Regions from separate parts of the Homo sapiens genome. Here all the other regions are linked to region 4. Evidence: read pairs that join two places in POLR2A ChIA-PET (ENCODE). Cell type or tissue: HepG2. All regions are shown on one strand. Region 1 holds the start of PHYHIPL (phytanoyl-CoA 2-hydroxylase interacting protein like). Region 2 has its middle 70 kb from the start of CCEPR. Region 3 has its middle 78 kb from the start of LINC00844. Region 4 has its middle 7.8 kb from the start of LINC00844. Region 5 overlaps LOC102724768 (a long non-coding RNA gene).

Evidence for each region. ChIA-PET counts read pairs that join two places held together with the same protein. Peaks named below come from ENCODE experiments on the same cell type or tissue, not always from the same donor. Only the 100,000 strongest peaks of a DNase experiment are listed, where the experiment ranks them.
Region 1: POLR2A ChIA-PET joins it to region 4 with 25 read pairs; 3 of 35 experiments call an interaction of 5 or more read pairs at or near these places.
Region 2: POLR2A ChIA-PET joins it to region 4 with 13 read pairs; 2 of 35 experiments call an interaction of 5 or more read pairs at or near these places.
Region 3: POLR2A ChIA-PET joins it to region 4 with 15 read pairs; 3 of 35 experiments call an interaction of 5 or more read pairs at or near these places.
Region 5: POLR2A ChIA-PET joins it to region 4 with 10 read pairs; 3 of 35 experiments call an interaction of 5 or more read pairs at or near these places.

The regions. Positions count from the first base shown.
Region 1 is chr10:59,175,415-59,179,414 of GRCh38, forward strand. It overlaps PHYHIPL (phytanoyl-CoA 2-hydroxylase interacting protein like), which reads left to right and starts at 1,229. Exons shown (of 5, transcript NM_032439.4): 1 at 1,229-1,545. The coding sequence starts at 1,440. It overlaps CCEPR (cervical carcinoma expressed PCNA regulatory lncRNA), which reads right to left and starts at 1,050. Exons shown (of 1, transcript NR_131782.1): 1 at 1-1,050. In HepG2, CTCF peaks have their summits at 992 and 1,826; DNase peaks (open chromatin) are centred at 497, 1,267, 1,747 and 2,147; H3K4me3 peaks cover 3,861 bases.
Region 2 is chr10:59,104,897-59,108,896 of GRCh38, forward strand. No RefSeq gene overlaps it. Among named protein-coding and RNA genes, the nearest start is that of CCEPR, 70 kb to the right of the region's middle. In HepG2, no CTCF peak of the experiment used is centred here; DNase peaks (open chromatin) are centred at 2,415 and 3,635.
Region 3 is chr10:59,075,048-59,079,047 of GRCh38, forward strand. No RefSeq gene overlaps it. Among named protein-coding and RNA genes, the nearest start is that of LINC00844, 78 kb to the left of the region's middle. In HepG2, no CTCF peak of the experiment used is centred here; no DNase peak of the experiment used is centred here.
Region 4 is chr10:59,005,330-59,009,329 of GRCh38, forward strand. No RefSeq gene overlaps it. Among named protein-coding and RNA genes, the nearest start is that of LINC00844, 7.8 kb to the left of the region's middle. In HepG2, no CTCF peak of the experiment used is centred here; DNase peaks (open chromatin) are centred at 1,492 and 2,252; H3K4me3 peaks cover 562 bases.
Region 5 is chr10:59,056,215-59,060,214 of GRCh38, forward strand. The region is part of intron 2 of LOC102724768 (a long non-coding RNA gene); the gene reads left to right. Among named protein-coding and RNA genes, the nearest start is that of LINC00844, 59 kb to the left of the region's middle. In HepG2, no CTCF peak of the experiment used is centred here; DNase peaks (open chromatin) are centred at 1,387 and 1,977; H3K4me3 peaks cover 586 bases.

The DNA.
Region 1 (4,000 bases), 170 kb after region 4:
TGACTAGAAAGAGCAGCATACAGACATCTATGTGTAAACTGTTACTTGTTGGTTAACATTTATGTTTGAAATGGAAAATCAATAAAAGGGAACTTATATTAATTTATAAGCACATTAAGAAAAGAGGGGACACTATTTTTGATCCCAAGATAGCAACAAAACTAAAAACTTTTCCAAAGAAGCAAACGGGAACAGAGGTCAATAGGCTGTGACCTCTATTTTATGTTTAAAACGTTTGCACATCCACTAAGTGCACTGCAGAATCTTAAATGCAATTAAAATCAATGGGCATACAAGTTATAGAGTAGCTTGAGGAAGCACAAGTCAATCTTCATTAGCTATTGTAGCAAAGATTCCTTCCAAATCCATGGGAGCAGGTGCTGTTTATACTCCCTTCATTGACGCCCAGAACAATGGCATAGGGTGAGCATTGAATACTTATTTGCTACGCGCATGAATGAATGAAGCTACGCTGCGAAGGCAGACTGCGTGGCTGCTGGTCCCGTGGCTGCTGGCCCCGCAGCATGTCTGCCGCCTTTTCAGCAGGCTTGCTGCATCTCCTCATTCCCTCACCTTTCTGGCAGTAAGGAGTTCCCACGTTTGCCCCGCTTCAGTGTCGTGGACTGGCAAAATGCTGTCTCTAAACCCCTCCACGCCTCAGGTAATCCGCTCATTTCTCACACAGACGCAGCTGTTTCCGAGGAATGTCCGGCCGAGCCCGCAGGGTGCGGGCAGCGAGTATCCTGGGACCTTCAGGGGAGGAGGTGGCTCCCACACCCCAATACCGTACAGAGAGTCCGAAGAGTCCGGGCCCTTATTTTTCCAATTCTTGGTAAACAACAAACATGCTCGCCCTCGCCTCCCCGTGCAGACGCCTCAGGGCCAACTCGGGCTTCGCCAGGCACCGAGAGCAGACAGAAGACGCCAAATGGCTATCACCAGGAGAGAGGGCGAGGCAGCCGCGCGGCGTATAGCGCTCGCCCTTCCCGCGCGCTCGGTCGCCCGACGCCTCACGCGCGAGGTTGCCTTGGCAGTGGCTGGAGGGCAGGTGGGGGCGCGTGCGCGCAGAAGGGCGGGGGAGGGACCACCGCGCGCCAGCAGGTGGGCGCGTTCTCCCGCGCGCGTGCGCGCGTCGAAGCCCTATACATCACGTTCCCCGAGAGCAGCGTCCCCTCCCCGCCGGGAGCGCGCGCCTCCCATCCTCGCGCCGGGTCCTGCTCGGTCTCTCAGAGCCGCACACTCCGCGGAGCTCCTGCCACAGCCGTCGCCTTCGCGGCGGCTCTCCAGCCCCGCGCCTCAGCCTCGGCGCCGCATCACCGCGTCCCAGGCCTCCTTCCCTCCCTCTGCCACTCCCCCTCCCTTTCCCGCTCTTCTTGCCCACCCGGCCGGCAGAGAGAGCCTGGATACGAAGCAGGCGGGCTTCAGAGTGGGTTGGAAAAATGGAGGTGCCGCGCCTGGATCATGCCCTCAACAGCCCCACCAGCCCCTGTGAGGAGGTGATCAAAAACCTCAGCCTGGAGGCCATTCAGCTGTGCGACCGGGACGGTAAGAGCGGCCGGGACCGCGAGGAAAGGGACAGAGTTCGCGCCGAGGCGCCGGGGCCACTCTGGCTCCGCCGACGCCGCTCGCCAGGGCGGCAGGGTCTTTTGTTGTCCCCTCTGTGCAAATAAATGCAGATGTGGGTTACCCTCCGCCCACCGCCCTCCCCTCACCCCAGAAACAAAAGGACCCCGGGGCTCGCGCCTTGGCGCGGAAAGTAGCCGTCCACAACCGTGGCGCCCTTCGCCGCCTTCGCCCGCCTGGCCCGGACGAGGGCGACGTTCCCGCTCGCGGCTCCTGCCCCGACGAGGCGTTTCCGATCTTTGCCGCAGTCCGGATTTCCTGGGTCTCTGGGCACTGAAGGGGAAATGCCCTCGGGATGTTTCTAGCAACCCCCTTCCCCCAACACACACACACTAGTTGGCATTCTCTTCCAGAAACTTATCATTTTCTTTTTTAAACCTCCCATCCTCAGACTCCCCAAATTAACAAGTCTTTTTAGCCTCTTGGATTGGGATTAGGATGACAGTTTTTCAGTGAGGGCGCAGAAAAACAGTGCATTTCAGCACCAAGGACAGACACAATCTTCATGGTTCCTGGGCTCTGAGTCAGACTGTCGAAAATATTGGCCTAATATATGTGCTGTGATTCAGACTTTGTGGCGAGTACGTACCATTGCGTGTTGATATTATATCGTTTATTCTGTTGTTGAAGTTGGCAGGCTCCTGTGGAAGGAAATTGATTGAATACAGGTCTGAGCGTTGAAGACATAAGCTAGTGCTGTGTGCGGTGTGGTTAGTTACAGTGCTTCTGGGTTAGCTGGACTAGTTAGAGTCTGCTACTTTAGTAATGTGGTACAAAACTTCATTTGTAAAGAAATCATTTGATTAGTAATTGGTTGGCCGAATAATTGTAAAATTCTACATCTGACAAAGGAAACACAGTTCACATGTTGTTAAGAGGGCCCCAAATACTTTTGACTGTAAATGAAATTAATGTTTAACTGTATATAGAGGTAATGATTGTAAAACATGTCTTTAACCAAAGTTATGTACAGATACTAATACGCTCACAGTAAGGTCATAAAATTTATCAGCCTAATCCAAATAGGGAGCAGAGGTCTTGTTTCCAAAGTCATTTAAATGGTAATCACTTGGTTACGCATTGCTATTCAGCACGTTTATATCAAGCAAGCACCGAATTTGTTTATTACTAAATTTTATATTTATTAATATAAATTTATATTTAATAATTTTGAAACCAGAATTCAAACTTTTTGAAACCAAAACCACTTTAATTTCTGATACAGGTGTAGTATATGAATAAATAAATACGTTTGCAAAGACAGCTTGTATTTCCTTTATTCTTAGACTGTTTTAGTCACCATGGTAGTAAGTGCACATATTTATGGTATCTAAAAACATTTATCATTTTGGTATTCCATATGTAAGCTTGCATGATTATAGACTGTAAAGATTATTTTTAATAACGCATAGGAAGTCATTTGGATTTTAGTTTAGACTTTTATGAAATGACTTTTTGTAATGTAACCATTGCAAGTTGTAAATATTTTTATTTTCTTAGGGTTGAGAGAAACACAAGACTAATAAAAGTAGACTTCATTTTTATTTATTGCAATGATAAAGCAAAAGCTCATTCTTGTACTCAATGGAATTAGGCATTCATTGTTGCTCTTCAGAACCCAGTAATCTCAATACTTAAAACCGCATTTACCACGTGTTTCAAAGATATTAGGGAAAATTTAAACTTTTTAATGAAGTTCACAGAGTTAAGAGAGTGCAAAAAATAATGCTGTATTTACTGTGATCCCCTAGAGGAGTAGCTATTTTATTCTGGTATTATTTTTTAGTTGTTTCTTTTCAAATTAGGAATCCCACAAAATGAACAAATTATGTAACATTTAATTTTGGGGAGGGTGCTGGCACTAAGTAACATCTATGAAAATTACTATTTGCAGACTTCCAAGTAATTTACATAGACTAATTAAATAGGGTTTTATTTTATAAAATAGTATACACCAACAAATACAAAGAGCTAACTCTTCTACTAGAAGATGTATAAAATTTGGAAATACTTTGTTTAGAGATGTTGTTAAATGCTTAACTTATTTTGTTATCCTATCTTACATGTCAATTCCAAAAATATTAACTTGGTTGGCTTCAAAGGGATAATTTAGGGGGAATAATGTCGTTTGTTTTTAATAGAACAGCATATGAAATGTTGCATTAAATTTGTCAAACAGACCTTACTTAGCATCATTTTGTATTGAGAGATTTTCAGCTAGTTGCTTTTTACTCCCTTTGCTTCCCTCCTTTCACTTTCTTTCCACTCAAGTCTCGTTATTTTACTTCTGTAACTATGTAACATAGAAAAGGATGTGGCAGAATATGGGACAGAAGATCTATTTTGTGTTTAAGTACCTAATAAGAGCTATATTTCA
Region 2 (4,000 bases), 100 kb after region 4:
AGTATTTTCTGGAGCCACAGTTGATCTAGTTGTTTCTTAAGGGCTTCTGAAGAACTGAGATACACGTGATGAACTCCCCAAGTTTGTCTTCTGTCTATATTCAAACTTCTTTTCAGGGCCAGCTGAAATCATACCACCACTGTAAATGCTTTTCTTTGTTCATCACATCTCACAATACAGTACTCTGTAGCTCCTCTGAACAACCACTGCTCTTACATGCTCCTCAAAACAAAGCAGTGGTTCTGAACACCCATGGTATAGACTCTACAGTGAGACTGTCTGGTTTTAAATCCTCCCTGTACCATTTCTAGCTGTCTAACCCTATGCAAGTAACTCAACATTTTCACACTTTGGTTCCTTCATCTGCAAAATTAGGATAATATAAAATATTTCTTCCTTTTAGAATTGCAAGGCTTAAATAGAATAATGTATGTAAAGCATTTGGCACCATGTGTGGTACACAGTAAACATCTAATTATTAGTAGCCATTATTATTTTTCTCTTTTGATACTTGTGATTTTTTATCCTGTTCGCTAGTTTTCATAGGTTCATATCTTAGTGTTTCTTCATGGATTATAAGCTAATTGAAAGCATAATCTTAATATTATATGTTGGCATAATTAGTTTTTGAAACATAACTTGGCTATTAAAGATGACTCTTTGGCAGGGAACGTATTTGGATTGGACTTCTCTTCTAACTCTCACACCCCTAAATTGGTAGAACTTCTAGTATGTGAAAAAGAGTTATTTTAGCTTTATAACTGTCATGAACTCAGGACAGAGGCTCATGCTGACCTCTAAATCCCTATACCAAGAGGACTATTGGCCCACTAAAGAATATTTCTAACTAAGACTTCTGTTTCAGGTATACAAAATAGGTATCACCAAAGGTCTGCATTACCTGAGACATCCCAGTGCCGGGATGGGGTGTTAGGGAACTTTTAAGATTTCCAAATAATTAGCACCTAAGAGAAGCCTATTCAACTTTCCCACCATGTTTATTTCTCTGCCCAGCTTTACAGAAGAACTTGTCTTAAAAGAGGGCATGGGGCAGTGGTCTATTAGAATCACCCAAGGAACATTTTGGGCATACAAATAAATGCCCAGGTTTTATTCATGTTCCACTTAATTAGAATCTTGAGAGATGAGGTTGGACATCAGTATCTTACAAAATAACCTCAGGTGAATGTAATGTGCAGTGAGGTTTGACAAACACCAACATAGAAGGAGATGTTCCACTGAACAAGAATCAACAGGCGGTGAACAAATACTCTGAGCATGACATTTAGCTAAGTACCATAGAGGATACAAAAACAACCACAACTTGTCTTTGTTCTTAAGGAATTTTCAACTTCGTATTGGAGAGACTTCCACCCAGAAAAATATAAATAGCCGAAAGTCTGTAAGGTGTGGGTACCTGAGTGAGTAAAACTAAAAGCTGCAGAAATTTAAAGGGGGAGAAGTCAATGAAGGCTGGAATGCCCAAGGGTTCCATGGCAGAAGAGGGAGGTAACTGAAGATTTAGAAGGATCAGAAGTCAATAAAGGCTGCTTTTACTTTTTCACATCAACTTGGGGACATGTTTTCAGGAGTATAGAGGGCTGCTTTCAGGAGTATAGGAGACACTCATATGCTTGTGGCCTGAATTTTCAAGACTCTACAAAAGCTTTCTGAATGCAATTTGTTGTTTACGTAAAGTTTCAATTCTCAGAACAGCTCTTACAGGTACTGCTATTATTTTCCATTTAAGAAACTGACACTTAGAAAGTTAAGTGATACCTTTAAACATGCTATGTCTGCAAGTGCACACTGGACTTGAGAAAACAAGCAGGCAACCTCTGAGGAACAGACATTCAGGCCAGTTGTCAACATTTCTCAGAAAAGTCAGTGCTCCCTTTTGCCATTTTTTGTCTCTTCCTAGGTCAGTGAGAAAGGATGAACTTCTCCATAAGTATCTGGACAAAGTTCTAATAGCCTAATCCCCAGTCCAGCAGCCTACAACCTCCTTTGCACAAAACATTGAAATCAATTCTTGAATATTTATGTGTTCCTCTTGGTGAGATCCTGGAATCTCATTTCTGCCCATTTTGACACAGTTTCTTCCCTATTGGCCCTAAGAGATTTACACAAAAAAACAAAAAGGCATTTGAATTAATGTGCATTTTGTCTCCTTTCAAGAGTATAATTTTTTTTTTTTTACCCAAGGAGTTTTAGGTATTTAGACTTTCACTTCTGAAAATCACATCTTTGCTACACTTGTCAAAAAAAACTCATTAACTTTCCCCAGTGGAAAAGTTAGAGGCATCACATGTTTATTTGAAGTCAAAGTTTTATTCTAACAGAGGACACTGCATACCATATGCTGGTTGGCTTGAGATCCTTTTTTGAGGGATCTGACTGAACATTGACCCCAATTACTTGCATTTTTGTGCTTCAGTGCTGCTGTTTCAGAACAAAAAGCAATAACTAAACCCTACAGAGAAGGCTTTATAAACTTTCCCAGTGAGTCTACAACTCATTTCTCTTTTTCTCATGGTCACCGAATTGATTTTTCCTTGTTGCTTGTACATGTTGTTCAATTATAGTGAATTGACAAAATCAGATGACAATCAACTGTCAGATAACTCAATGGAACTTGAGGGGAAAACACAAATTTTTAAGCCTTCTCCATTTTCACATCTCGGCCTTTGGCTTTCTTATTAGGAGAGCTCATCACCATTTTTAGGTTGTTCTATTAGGTTGTTTTGATTTTGCCATTTGTGAGAACATATCAGTTGCCACCATTAAGAGTAATATGTAAATTGGTTCAATATTCTATTTTAGGCTACCTCTAAACCATAAATGGAATAATTGTTTTTTTCAGGGATCCTTTGGAATTGATCTTGAAATCAGGCCATTAAAAAAAGAAAAAACCATGGGTCCTAGATAGTGGATCAATGTGACTTTTAGGAATCCATTTAAAATTTAAAATAGGAGGCCTAAATTGACTCTAGGAGGAAAGTCTCAAGAAAAAAGAATGGAAATGAGAAATTATCTGACAGGTTATATTTGTGGACAATTCTATTGAAATGCTGGCAGCTATAGAATGTAGAAAGACGTAGGTGTAAATACAGAGAAAACCAGTTCTTTAAAAAGACGTAATAACTTTAGGAAAAACAAAAAAAAAAATACACATTCAAGAAAGAAAGTAAAATTATAGACCATGACTTAGCCCAGCGGTGAATCATATTGACATAGTTAAATAACATTAAATATAAAGTTATATAGAAACATGGAGATAGATACTAGAAGAAACAGATATTTGAAAGTAGTTGCTTGAAAGAGTAGATTTAATGTTGCTGGGGATATGGGGGCAACTGTTCTTTTTTAGTGTAAGCTACTTAGTACTTTTCAAATACCATACCTGTATGGTTTTGATAAAAATAAAAATTAGTCATTTAAAAATGTTTACATTTTTAGCCTTTTTAGTGTAAGTAAAAGCTTGGCATGCTTTCCCCAGTGTTTTGTGGAGCAGTGCTGAATGGGGGGATGGCTTTTTAGGCATATATGAATTAGAAAGGCTTTGATGTGTTTGGCAGGATGAAGGAAGAGCCTTTGGACAGGGTTCTGTCTGGACAGGCCCTGGTCAAATTTTGTTTACAACCCCTTTTAGCTTTCATCCCTTTCATCCTGCCCTGATAAATAAGGAAAGAGACTTTCATAAAACTCAGAGAGTTGAGTTCTGTGTGCTCATTTGGGATGCTGAGCTTCTCCTTACCATTGTTGGCTATTGGCCCAAACATATTTCTCATTTTGAAAAATGTTCCTCTGGGCTGCCGGGGTGTGCATTGGGCTTGTGTTTAAATCCTACATGTGTCAGAGCATCTCACTGGATCTAAAACCTTTGGATGAATAGTAAAACAAGAGGCTGAGAAATCAGAACATATATCCAAAAAATGAACTAGTATTTACCCTGAACCCTTGTCTATGAGCAGAAATGCTCTGTGCTTTTTAATTTATT
Region 3 (4,000 bases), 70 kb after region 4:
CTGCCTTACGGCCTTGTACTTGCTCTTTTCTCTGTTTACTATACTTTCCCCCCAAGAGAGACTCATGGATTCTTCCCTCACCTTTTTTACATCTTTGCTCAAATGTCACTTGAACATCAAATTGTAAAGTGGAGGTTCACCCCCACCCTGGACATTCCCTGTATACCTTGGAACCTATTTTTTCATCCATAACATTAACTAAAATCCAATCTAATATTAATATATACAGTCAATTCTCACTATTCACTGTGGTTATGTCACTGCAAACAATGAATCAGTGAATACTGAACCATCACGCTTTATACAGGTCTCTGGTCACAATGTTTTTGTCAACCAAACAATACATAACCTTGTTTTATGTATGTTTCTATTTAAAGGAACCTTACTTAATATATATTGTTGATTCATTAATATTGAACTCATGGCCAATAGCACTACCACTCATGCCTGAAGGAAGCTTATCTAACACATGTATTTTCTCCGTAAGTGACGTTACTGCCTTCCTGTACTAAGGAACACTAAACAGTACTTTAGCATGATGCTTGGGTGGGAACATTTTCCACAGAAAAATCATTAACACAAAAATGAAAGAAATGTGGGACTAAATGGACCAAGAAAATGATACTTACAGTATGAGGATAGAAACAGGAAGGCGGAACTTTGCCTTGTTTGACACCAGCTAGAGACATGTGTGTAAGGTAACTCAAGTTTTTCACTGCTCTGGCATGTTTTAAAATGACCACATGACCACAAAAATGCTGTATTTTAATCTGGGGTTACAAATAAATTTTAACACTTAGATGAATTCACAAATATGGAGTCCATGAGTAATAAAAATTGACTGTGTTTATTACATATATTATTTATGTGCCTATATATGAAACTATTTTGCATTTATTGTGAATTTCTTCCTGCTAAAATGTAAACTTTATGAGCCTGGGGATTTTTGTCTCTTTATCTCACTGATGTGCTCCCAGTGCCTAGAATAGTATCTGGCACATTCAATGTTGTCGAATAAATGAATGAAAGTTTCTTTCTCTCCAGGTTGGGAACTGCAGTGCTAATGAGGATTTTGAGGGCCAGGGATGTTGATGTTGGAGGCCAGAGCTCCAGGGGCACCAAAGCCATTAGAGTATGTAGAGCCAAATGTCCAGGAAATATGAGGTTCATATGCCAGAGAAGGAAGTCCAAATGGGTCACCAAACCCAAAGGAGGAGAAGCAAATCTGGAGGGCTAGGGATGGAGGCCAGGAGCAGAGCCCACAGAGGAATGCACTGAGCAGTGGGCTGAAAGACCAAATAGGAAAGCAGTCAGGCAAATCTCTGCAACTGCGGTTAATGTCTTTGGCTGGATATTTCATGATCATGATAGTGAGGTTTGTGAGAGAGCCAGCAATATGGAATATACCACTAGCTGTGAGCCGTTTGAAACCAGCACATGTGTCTGATCCATCTCTGTACCTCCAGCTTGTGGCAATGGCTGCCATATAGTAGGTATTAAAAAATGTTTATTTCATTGAGAAACAGCTATTACCTATCACAGTGTTCTTGGGTCAGAGGGAAAAAGAGAGTGTTTGCGCACATCCTTGGTCTCGGGGGTCTTATAAAAGAAGGCCTCCATTCAGCTTGGACTTCATGTTGACCAGGGCCTTAACTGGGTGTCCTCTTCCCTGTTCTCACTTCCACTCTACCTCTCTGAGCCAGACATCTCCTCTATTTCTGTAGACCTGCTGTGTTCTGCAGTGGACTCATCAAGACAAAATGTTTACTGAAGTCAATCAACTCAGTTCTCCAGGACACCAGTTCTTAATCTGGAATATATAAATTGGTCTCAAGTCTGTGAACCTTCTGAAATGAAAAGTGTGAAATATGTGTATGTGCCTGTGTGAAATTTTCTAGGGAGAAGATTCATAGATTTCACTAAGGGGCACTAATTCTTTAAAAAAATTTTGAGAACAATTCCTTAGAATGATTCTGATTGTGCCCACAAATAAGAAGTAAAATAAAATAACAGCACAGAACTCAATACAGTATTCCTAGGTGGTTGATTGCTCACTCATATAAAAAGGAATTCTAAAACTTCAGTGTGCGTGGAAATCCCTTGGGGACCCTGACAGAAGCAGAGATTTCTGAGACCCTGAAATTATGATTCAGAGTCCAGGTTAGGGTCCTGGAACTGGCCTTTTAAGTAGGCTTCACAGGAGATTCTGATGTATTCCCCAGAGCACACTTCTGATTGTCTAAGCTGTTGGCCAAGTAGAGACATGGCCGTCTTCCATTTTTGATCAGACCCTTTCAGGGCAGTGGGTCTGAACCTGGCTGGGCACAAGAATCATGCAGTGAGCTGGTGGTCAGTGGTGCTGATGGTAGTGGTTTTAAAATACAGATGTTCCGGCTGGGTGCAGTGGCTCATGCCTGTAATCCCAGAACTTTGGGAGGCCGAAGTGGGCGGATCATGAAGCTGGGAGTTCAAGACCAGCCTGGCCAATATGGCGAAACCCCGTCTCTACTAAAAGTACAAAAATTAGCCGGGTGGGGTGGCATGCATCTGTAACCCCAGCTACTCAGGAGGCTTAGGCATAAGGATCACTTGAACCTGGGAGGCAAAGGTTGCAATGAGCCGAGATCGCGCCACTGCACTCCAGCCTGGGTGACAGAGCGAGACTCTGTCTCTAAAATAAAATAAAATAAAATAAAATAAAATAAAATAAAATAAAATAAATAAAATACAGATGTTCCAGGCCATACTTGAGAGACTGTTATTCACTAGAGCTGTGATGGGGATCTAAAGATCTATACTTTCAAACATCTCCCAAGGTTATTCTACACACAGCCATGATCAGAACCACTGCAGCAGAGACCAGGACCAAAAGCATCTGTGTTTAAACAGTTCCACATAGTAGAGAATGCTTTCCTGTGGATCTGGTTCCAGAAACAAACTGGAAGTTTAATATTACAACCGAGCTTTGCTGAGAAAATATTTCTATTTTGTTAACCTTTGGACTTCTCTTTAAAAAGCAAGTAAGCAGGTAACAATTTAACACATAAATGTTTTACTTTCACAGAAGTCAGTGAAGGGAGACATAACCCATGAACTGAATTTCAAAATGGAATATTAACCAAGTAAAGGCCAAAGTGAGATTCATACGAGAACTTCCTATGGTATTATCCTAGCTCCAAGCAACAGTTTGATTAATGAAAATGGCTCAGTTAAGGAGCTGAGCAAACTCCCAGAAGGAACAATGGTGCCAAGAACTCAAACTTTTTAGAACACTATGTTTTTCAAACACCAAATGAGAACACTTCAAATGCATTATTAATGCTCAAAATCACCTCCAGTTATAGATAATGAATTTTCAGTAATTACCGTTGAGTCTAATAATCTCAAAATTAGGAAGAGAAGCCAAATACTCAGTATCCAATCACAAAAACACAAACCACTATGTACCAATCATATAAAGGACCAACTTAAACCAAACCCCAAAAAAGGTTTTAGAAGTATTTTATGAGACATTCAATTCCATTGAACTGACAGTCATTCAGAGCTGATGTATTATGATTCAAGTGAAATAATGTATATAGAGCCCTTATAATGCTACCCATTGCATAGTAAGTGTTTAGTAAGTTATCATCCTAACACCTTAAAAATCTGGAATTTTGTGGCAAGTCTGATGTGCATGAAACCGTCCATGTGATTTTGGAATGGGTTTTGTGACTGATGGTCTGGCCCCTACATATCATGATTAAAGTTCTCAGACCAAAGAGAAGTGAAGGCTGCCCTAGTCTACCCTAAAAAGATGGATATTTTCTAAAGTATGGAAGAGTCAAGGAACATATTCTCCAACTTAGAACACAGCTCTAGTATAGTATAGATTAAAAAAAAAATCAAGTGGTTTTACATTATTACTTCCAAGCCTCTTGGAAACTTGGTATGAAGTACCTGGATAGAGAAAAATATAAACCCTAGAAAGAAAGGCAAATGCCTGAGCACCCTGCATTTG
Region 4 (4,000 bases):
AGTCAACATTTATTAGTAGTTAATATGTTGCATTCATTTTTCTAAGTGTTTTTACATAAATTATGTCATAACTAATTTTATCTCGCAAATTTGTAATATCACCATATGAATAAGGAAAGTGTAGTTTACAGAAGTTGAGTGATTTGCCCAAGGTTACAGGGCTGGATAATGGCAGAAGTAGGACTTCCCAGCCTCAGTCTCCTTCCAAAGCCCACTTTTATTTTATTTTATTTTATTTTTTTTGAGACAGTCTTCCTCTGTCACCCAGGCTGGAGTGCAATGGCACGATCTTGGCTTACTGCAACCTCTGCCCCCCTGGTTTAAGAAATTCTCCTGCCTCAGCCACCTGAGTAGCTGGGATTACAGGTTTGCACCACCACACCTGGTTAATTTTTGTATTTTTAGTAGAGACGGGGCTTCAGCATGTTGGCCAGGCTGGTCTCAAACTCCTGGCCTCAAGCAATCCTCCCGCCCCCACCTCCCGAAGTGCTGGGATTACAGGTGTGAGCCACTGTGCCCGACCTCAAAGACCACATTCTTAATCATCATAACTTTTAGGTATCAGCATTCTCCAGTGGCTGAGGTTACACTGAGAATAAAGTGATCATTGAAACACACTAATACTGTTCAGATATAAGAAATATAATTGTCTCTATCCTTTCATAATACTTTCTTTTTACATAATTTTTCAGCTAAATGTACCATTTTTGACCCATATCTGTAATGACATACGGATTACCAAATGTTAGACACTTGTCTACAAATTAGTACTGAAATTTTCCAACTATAAATGCTTGTGATTTGGAGGGGAAATTCAATTTTTAAATTTCTCTCTCTTTTTTTTTTATTATTTACTGTTTTGCACACAAAAGATCAGAGGAAATTCTATGGTTCACAGTTATAATTTTGAGACTGTTTCTTCATCTCCACTCTGTCTCATCTGTGAAGCTGGAGGGAGGAAGGATTTAGGAGAGAGATTAGGAGCTCGTCAGAGCATGACAGTCATGAGTGGTACCCAGAGTGTGGGAATGACCTCTAAACACAGTTGCCAGCTCTACTGTCAAAAATATCACCTCAAAAAATTATCTTTGCATAAATTTCTACTTTTTGAACAAATTTCCCTTTTGGTATAAATGTTTCCTGCTATCTTTGTATCCTGATTGAAAGTGAAATGCTATGCCTCTGAGGAGATTCATCATTACCCTTTGGAAGATAGGCCCTAAATCACACTTCCCACTTTTCTCTTTTTGGCATATGCCTTCAACCTGGAGTGTATGTCTTGAGTCACTTTCGTTTTCAGCATCTGGAAGCTGTGTTAAGTCACCATCTTCAAGTCTCCTGACTCATAAATCACGTGTCAACTCCCTTGGCTGCTGGTCAGTTCAATTTCTGTTAAAATTTGAGCTTGAGTTAGTTATTTGAAGGACATGGAAACAGAGCAAAAAAAAGAGGCAGAATGCAGGGCTGTGACCTAACATCTGGAGACCTTGGCCTTCTGGGTTAAAACAAACACTGGAGCTACAAAAGAATCATTCTGTCACCTGACCCCAATTCCTTGACCTTGTTACAGAAAAGGTTTATGTAATTATTGCAAGACATCTACATATCCCTACATAGATGGAAAACAATAATACATCTTATACATACATATACTATTCATTTTTCACATGTAAGTAGGTGTTGTAATCAATATGACACAAATGGTTTTAATAACATTAAATTTATTTGACAGTATGTATTTTCTTATTCAATATGTAAATATAGGCAAGAGATTTTACTACTATCATGAGACATTTATGAATTCTTAGAAAGGAATTCTCACTTTTTAAAAACAATTGGGAATTGCTAATGTAAATAATGATGGTTCCTTGTGGTCAGCAAAATGGAAAGAAACATGGAAGGGGTCGGAAATATGAAGGCACTTACACACACACACACACACGCACACAAAAGCTATCAATTTCTGTCAGAAAATTGGCTGACGCATCCTTGCTTTACCTTGGAGCTATGGGAGGTAGCTCTTGATTTAGCTGCTTAATTTAGCATGGGTGTTAAAGAACCCTGTGTCAGCAAACTCACAGGAAGAACTTGTCATTTCTATTGGTATTCTGTCTAAGCTTCAAAATGGCATGACACTCAGGTGCCCTAGTGTATCATAGTCTTTGATATTTTCCTGAGGAGAAATCATAGATGATTATGAGTCAATGTGTAAAGAGATAAATAAAGGGCTATCTTCAATTGTGCAACTTCTGCTTCTAGTTAATAATTAAAATGGAGTATCCAAAAAGCCCAGTGGGTAAGTTGTTTAGTTGGTTTTCAACAGTCCCAAGTCCATCTCTCCTTCTTCTGGTAACAGGACCTCAATTTTCCTTTAGAGAATTGTCCATACCCATACTAGGCACATGGCCCAGAGCTAGTCCCCAAATTGCTGCTTGAATTATTGGGAAGGAAGTGAACTCCTCCAGATGAGGTTTTGAAACTGGTTAAAAGTAAGTTTGGCTTGTGATCACTTTCGCCATCACTGGGGAGAGCCTGCCTAAGAATAAGTCAGCACAGGGGACAGCTGCCCAGCAAATAGAGAGAGTCCAAAGAAACCATTGAACATCTGATCTAAATATTCCTGAGTCTAACTTTTGAGTTATGTGAGTCAATCAAATTTCGTTTGTTGCTTACAGGTTTGAGTTGGGGTGTTGTTACTGGCACCATTAAAAAAGCCTAACTGGCCATGCGCGGTGGCTCACACTTTTAATCCCAGCACTTTGGGAGGCGGAGGCAGGTGGATCCTGTGGTCAGGAGTTCGAGACCAGCCTAGGCAACATGGCGAAACCCGTCTCTACTAAAAATACAAAAATTAGCCAGGTGTGGTGGCATGTGCCTATGGTCTCAGTTACTTGGGAGGCCGAGGCAGGAGAATTGCTTGAGCCTGAGAGGCAGAGGTTGCAGTGAGCTGAGATTGCGCCACTGCACTCCAGCCTGGGTGACAGAGTGAGACCGTGTCTCAAAAAACAAAAACAAACAAAAACCTAATTAATACAAAGTTGTTCTTTTGTCCCTCAGCCTTCAGTGGAATTTACCAACATCTTTGCATTGTTTCTTTCCACATTCCGCCCTCTCACAGCAGAACTGCCCCAGCCTTACTTTCTTATGGACCCTCCCAGTGTGTAGCAGGACATTTTCTGGACATTTTCTCTTGCAAACCAGCTGACTTTTAGGCACAAGGCAGTCTCAGCTGCCGAGCATGTCCAAGAAAAGGTGGGGATCAGAAGAGACCCTGTGATTCTCCTGGGGAACTTGGCTCCCAGGCAGCACTGAAAAGTCATCTCAGACCAGAGTGTTCTAAAATGCAAACAAGCTTTCTTTTCAACTGGCAATAAACAGTGCTTGATGCACTGCAGTATACAGGGGTTGCCAATTTTTTGATAGAGCAGCCCAGTAGCCCAGCTGAGGATTCTGAGAAGAGGGAGGATTGTAATAGTGTTGTTTTGTGGAGATGGGGTCTTTTGATGATGACCCTGTGATTTCGCTTCAATTCCCTTTTTTCTGTGCTTTTTGTCATTCTTGTTTTCCCGGCTGTGTTCCTTTCCATTATCACTCTTTTCTTTGTCTGAAATTGGACCCATAGAAATTAGCCTGTAATCAGGGGACATGAGAATCCCTAAATTGCTCTCATTTTGATTTTCTACTTTGTTAATATTTCAGTATATGAAACACCAATGAGACATTTGAGATCACTGGCCCTTCAACTTAGTCATGCTACTATCTAACCTGCTGCATGGAAAATTTGAGTATGCATCATAGCATCTAAAATCGACATTTCTAAATCTGTTTGTGGTACATTATGTAGAAAATTACTTCAGTCTCACTAGTACTTGAGAAACCTTCATCGTACATCATTCCAACATCCCAGAAAAAGAAGCACGTGGGAAGATTTGTATATAAGGGAAATAGGGGAACAGCAATACAGTATTGCAACCCATTGATAAAGATGAAACTGACTTCC
Region 5 (4,000 bases), 51 kb after region 4:
GCTTCATCCATATTTACAGCTATTCCCCATTGCTCACATTACCTCCTGAGCTCCACTTCCTGTCAGATCAGCCGTGACATTAGATCATCGTAGGAATCTATTGTGAACCACACATGCAAGGGATCTAGGTTGTGCACTCCTTATGAGAATCTAATGCCTGATGACCTGTCACTGTTTCCCATCACTCCCAGATGGGACCATCTAGTTGCAGGAAAACCAGCTCAGGGGTCCCACTGATTCTACATTATGGTGAGTTGTATTATTATGTCATCATATATTACAATGTAATAATAATAGAAATAAAGTGCCCAATAAATGTAATGTGCTTGAATCATCCTGATAACCATCCCCCAACTCCCGCCCCCACCCCCCGTCCATGGAAAATTTGTCTTCCATGAAACCAGTCCCTGGTGCAAAAAGGTTGGGGAACACTGACCAAGTAAATGTTCAATAAATGTTTGGGAGCAGGAAGGATTCAGCAAAGGAAAGGAAGGGGAATGGAAAGATGATTTGCAAAAATGTTTATAGCAGTTGATGAACTTTTGGATTGTTTTCACTTTTAATATTGTGCTTTTCTATGTTTCTTTGATTTTTTTTCTCTCCAAGGAGCATATATAGTTAGAAAATAGTAACAATGTCATTTTTAACAAATAAAAGCTTCGTAGCTGGTATATATTGGCCAGGTTTGGGGATATGTGAGAGATCCAAGAGTAGTCTGAGACTGAGGAGAAAGAGCTTTCATATGGCCAACCAGCAAGAATGGGTTTTTGTTGCTATTGTAGTTTTAGTGTTCTCTTGCCATCTAAATGGTAACCATTTCATCCTTAGGTAAAAACAGAAGATTTTCACCCCAAATATGGCAGATGACGCCAACAATTCCAAAACCAGAAACTTTCCTCTGCTAATGGAAGTCCCTTGAGCAAGCTGGCCCCATCTCAGCCTCCCACTAGAGGCTCTTTGTCAGTATTAGCCAGACCCATGGGATTTGCATTGGTACCTAAATTTGAGTTTTCTCTGCTCTCCCTCCTCTCTTCCTGGCCCCCTCATAACCTTTGCAGTTTTTCCCTCAGTCACTGATTTCCATCTTTTAGATGTCCTAGGCACACAATCCAGTTCTAGTTTCTGCAACAGACAAATAGAAAAATGTCTGTCTGCCAGGAGAGGAAATAGGATGCTGAAGTGGTGCCTCCTTTGCCCCACATAAAGTGCTTCTGTCTGGATCTTCTCCCAGAATCCTTGGGAGAAGAGGCTGCTGCCAATGGGGTATGCTTTTTCAGATGGAGATTGGCAAGTCAGAGATAGTCTCATTTCCCTCTGTGCTGTGAGAACACTCAGGCCAGATTACAGGAATGCAGCCTCTTTGGGGTTTGCCCTGGAAATGCCTCTAGAACCTGAAGCCAGTGTTATCTGCCCAGGGCTGGAGACAGCCAGGCTCCAGTCAGCTCAGTCCAGCAACTCAGCACTTGGCTTGCAAAAGGCTTTCCAATCTGGCCCCTCATGTTGACAGAGACCACCTATTTCTTTCTAAGTGAATAGAAACTGAATTCTTTTCTGGGGCACTTTTTTAAGCAGTCGGTCTTGGCCCTAGATAACTGATGCACTTGCCCTTAATCTGATGTTTTTATATATATTCGTGTGTGTGTGTGTTTTAGGAAATCAGCATGGTTTCTAATTCTTCTAACCACACACTGGATAAACTCACTTTACACCCACTTTGAAGAATTATAGCGCAGGGATTTCCCAAGCGGCAAACCAGAAAAATCTGATTTAAATGCACATTTGATCATGCTACTAGTGTGGTGGAAATAAAGACCACAAATTTAACCTTCTAAGTTGAGTCTCTCCCATCCTCAAACACGTAGACGAAATGAAAAAGACTCACAAATAGCAGTGACTCTATATCCTGTCTGCTTGATGTTTGGAGTTCCATTTGTAGTTCCATTTGCTCTATTGTGCAACTGGCATAGTAGTTTAAGCAAATAATCAGGGTTATCCATGCCACAGCTGTTACTTTTTGTTGTTAGTGGTCTACTTCTAAGAACAGCCGCTGCTTTTTCTTAAGTAAAAGGTGTTTGCTTTGCGTGTGTGTGTGTATGTGTTTTTTTTTTATGTTTGTTTGGGCATGGAATTTTTGGACAGGGGTTTACTATGACATATGGGAACTTCGGGAAGAGCCTCTCTTTCCATCCAGGGTAGGGGACTGTGGGCATTTCTGGAAGAAGAGGGGTCAATGGGGACCTCATCATTAGTCAGTGCACCAGAGTGTCAGTGCCAAAAACCTGATTCAAAGTAGCTCAAGCCATTAGAAGGCTAATGGAGAGGAGGGGACACACGATAAAAGAAATCACTGAAGAATCAGTTTTAGGACGGGGAAAGCAGAGCAGCCTTGGAGACCTGGTCTAGAAGGAAGGCGTTGAAAGCTGTCACAATTCTGTCTCTCTCTCTCTCTCTCTCTCTCTCTCTCTCTCTCTCTCTCTCTCTTTCTCTCATAGTCTACCCAGGGCCGACTCCAAAAGTCCTTTGCATCTCTCCTTCAGGAGACTGCTTTGTGGGATGTTCCTTACAAGCACGTTTATGATCTGGATCTATCTTTATAATTTCACACCTCACTCTGCAGTTCTGAATGCATTTCAGTTCCTCAGTTAAGCCGTTTGTTTCCTTCTGCACTCCCCTGTCTCATGAACTTAGCAAACTACTTAATTTTCAAGATTCCATTCCAATGGTAACTCCTTGGAGAGACGTTCTCGCAACACCATCCTTCTCCAGGCAATTTCTCCTTCCTGTGCCTCGCCATAACTTCTTGTTCAGTTATTACTATTACCAATAGTAATTAGTATTTAGTTATTACTAAACTATTACTGTACTTCTTATCACTGAGTTATAATTAACATGGCCATAATCATTTGTTTAATGTGTTTTACTGTCTCTGCTCCTCCAGACTGGTGGGTATATTGGGCTCTCTTCATCTTTGTACTCAGAGCCCATCATAGCCCCTGGCACCCCATAGATGTTTGTAGAGTGAAGTGAATAAATTAATGGGAGAGAAAGGAAAACCATTTAAATCTGATTAGGTTTACATGCACTTTAGAAGAGTTTACAGAGCATTCTATAATTCCAAAGCCTACATCTTCAAAACAGTTTGTATTGGAACCATGTTTGTGAATCAGAGAGTAGTTCTTGCACAGCAAGCCTCAACATGGTATTTAAATTAGTTAAGATACACCTAGCAGCTGATATGCTGTGGGAGGGTAGGAGGAGGTGCTTAGAACAGCTAAGAGATCTATGTGAGGATAAGAAAATCTCAGCATTTCAAAAAGAGGAAAAGGTGTGTTTTGCATCTTCCAGGGAAGTTCTGATTTTAAACATTTGGTCTCATTGTCTTCTTAAGCATACTTAAGCTTCTGTTAGATTGTTGTTGTGATACCTGGGCAAGAGAAATACGGTATCATTAGGTAAAATTAATCTGTTGATTTGCTAATTGAAAAGAGAGTCAGGAAAAGGAAGGTACAAAGAGACTGAATAGAATGATAAGAATTTATCCTAATTGGAACTTTCAACCTAGTAGAATAGTCTGACAGTACAAGTCAGAGAGAAGCCAATATATGAAAAATTTAAATGAAACATACAATGTTATCACTTAAGGATAAAATGTTAAAATATCACATTGTATTTGGGTACCTGATATCTTTTAAAAATGTTCATTTACACGAGGAAAAGCCTACAGTTTTCCTTTCAGTCTTTTTGTCAGACTTAAGAGAAACATGGTTCTGAAATCAAATAATTCTCATGTGTTGATAATGATTTTTAATTTTAGGGAAAAATAAAACTTAAGACAGTGGTTCCCAATTCTAGATGATCTTCTGAATCTACTGCAGAGATACTCTACTGTCCTCCTACCTCCTATTCTCTTGCTAGATTCTAGTTCTAAATAGCTCTGAGGTAGAACCTATGTGAAAGGTTTTTAAGACGAAAAAAAGTTAACATTTAGAAGACTGAGCTT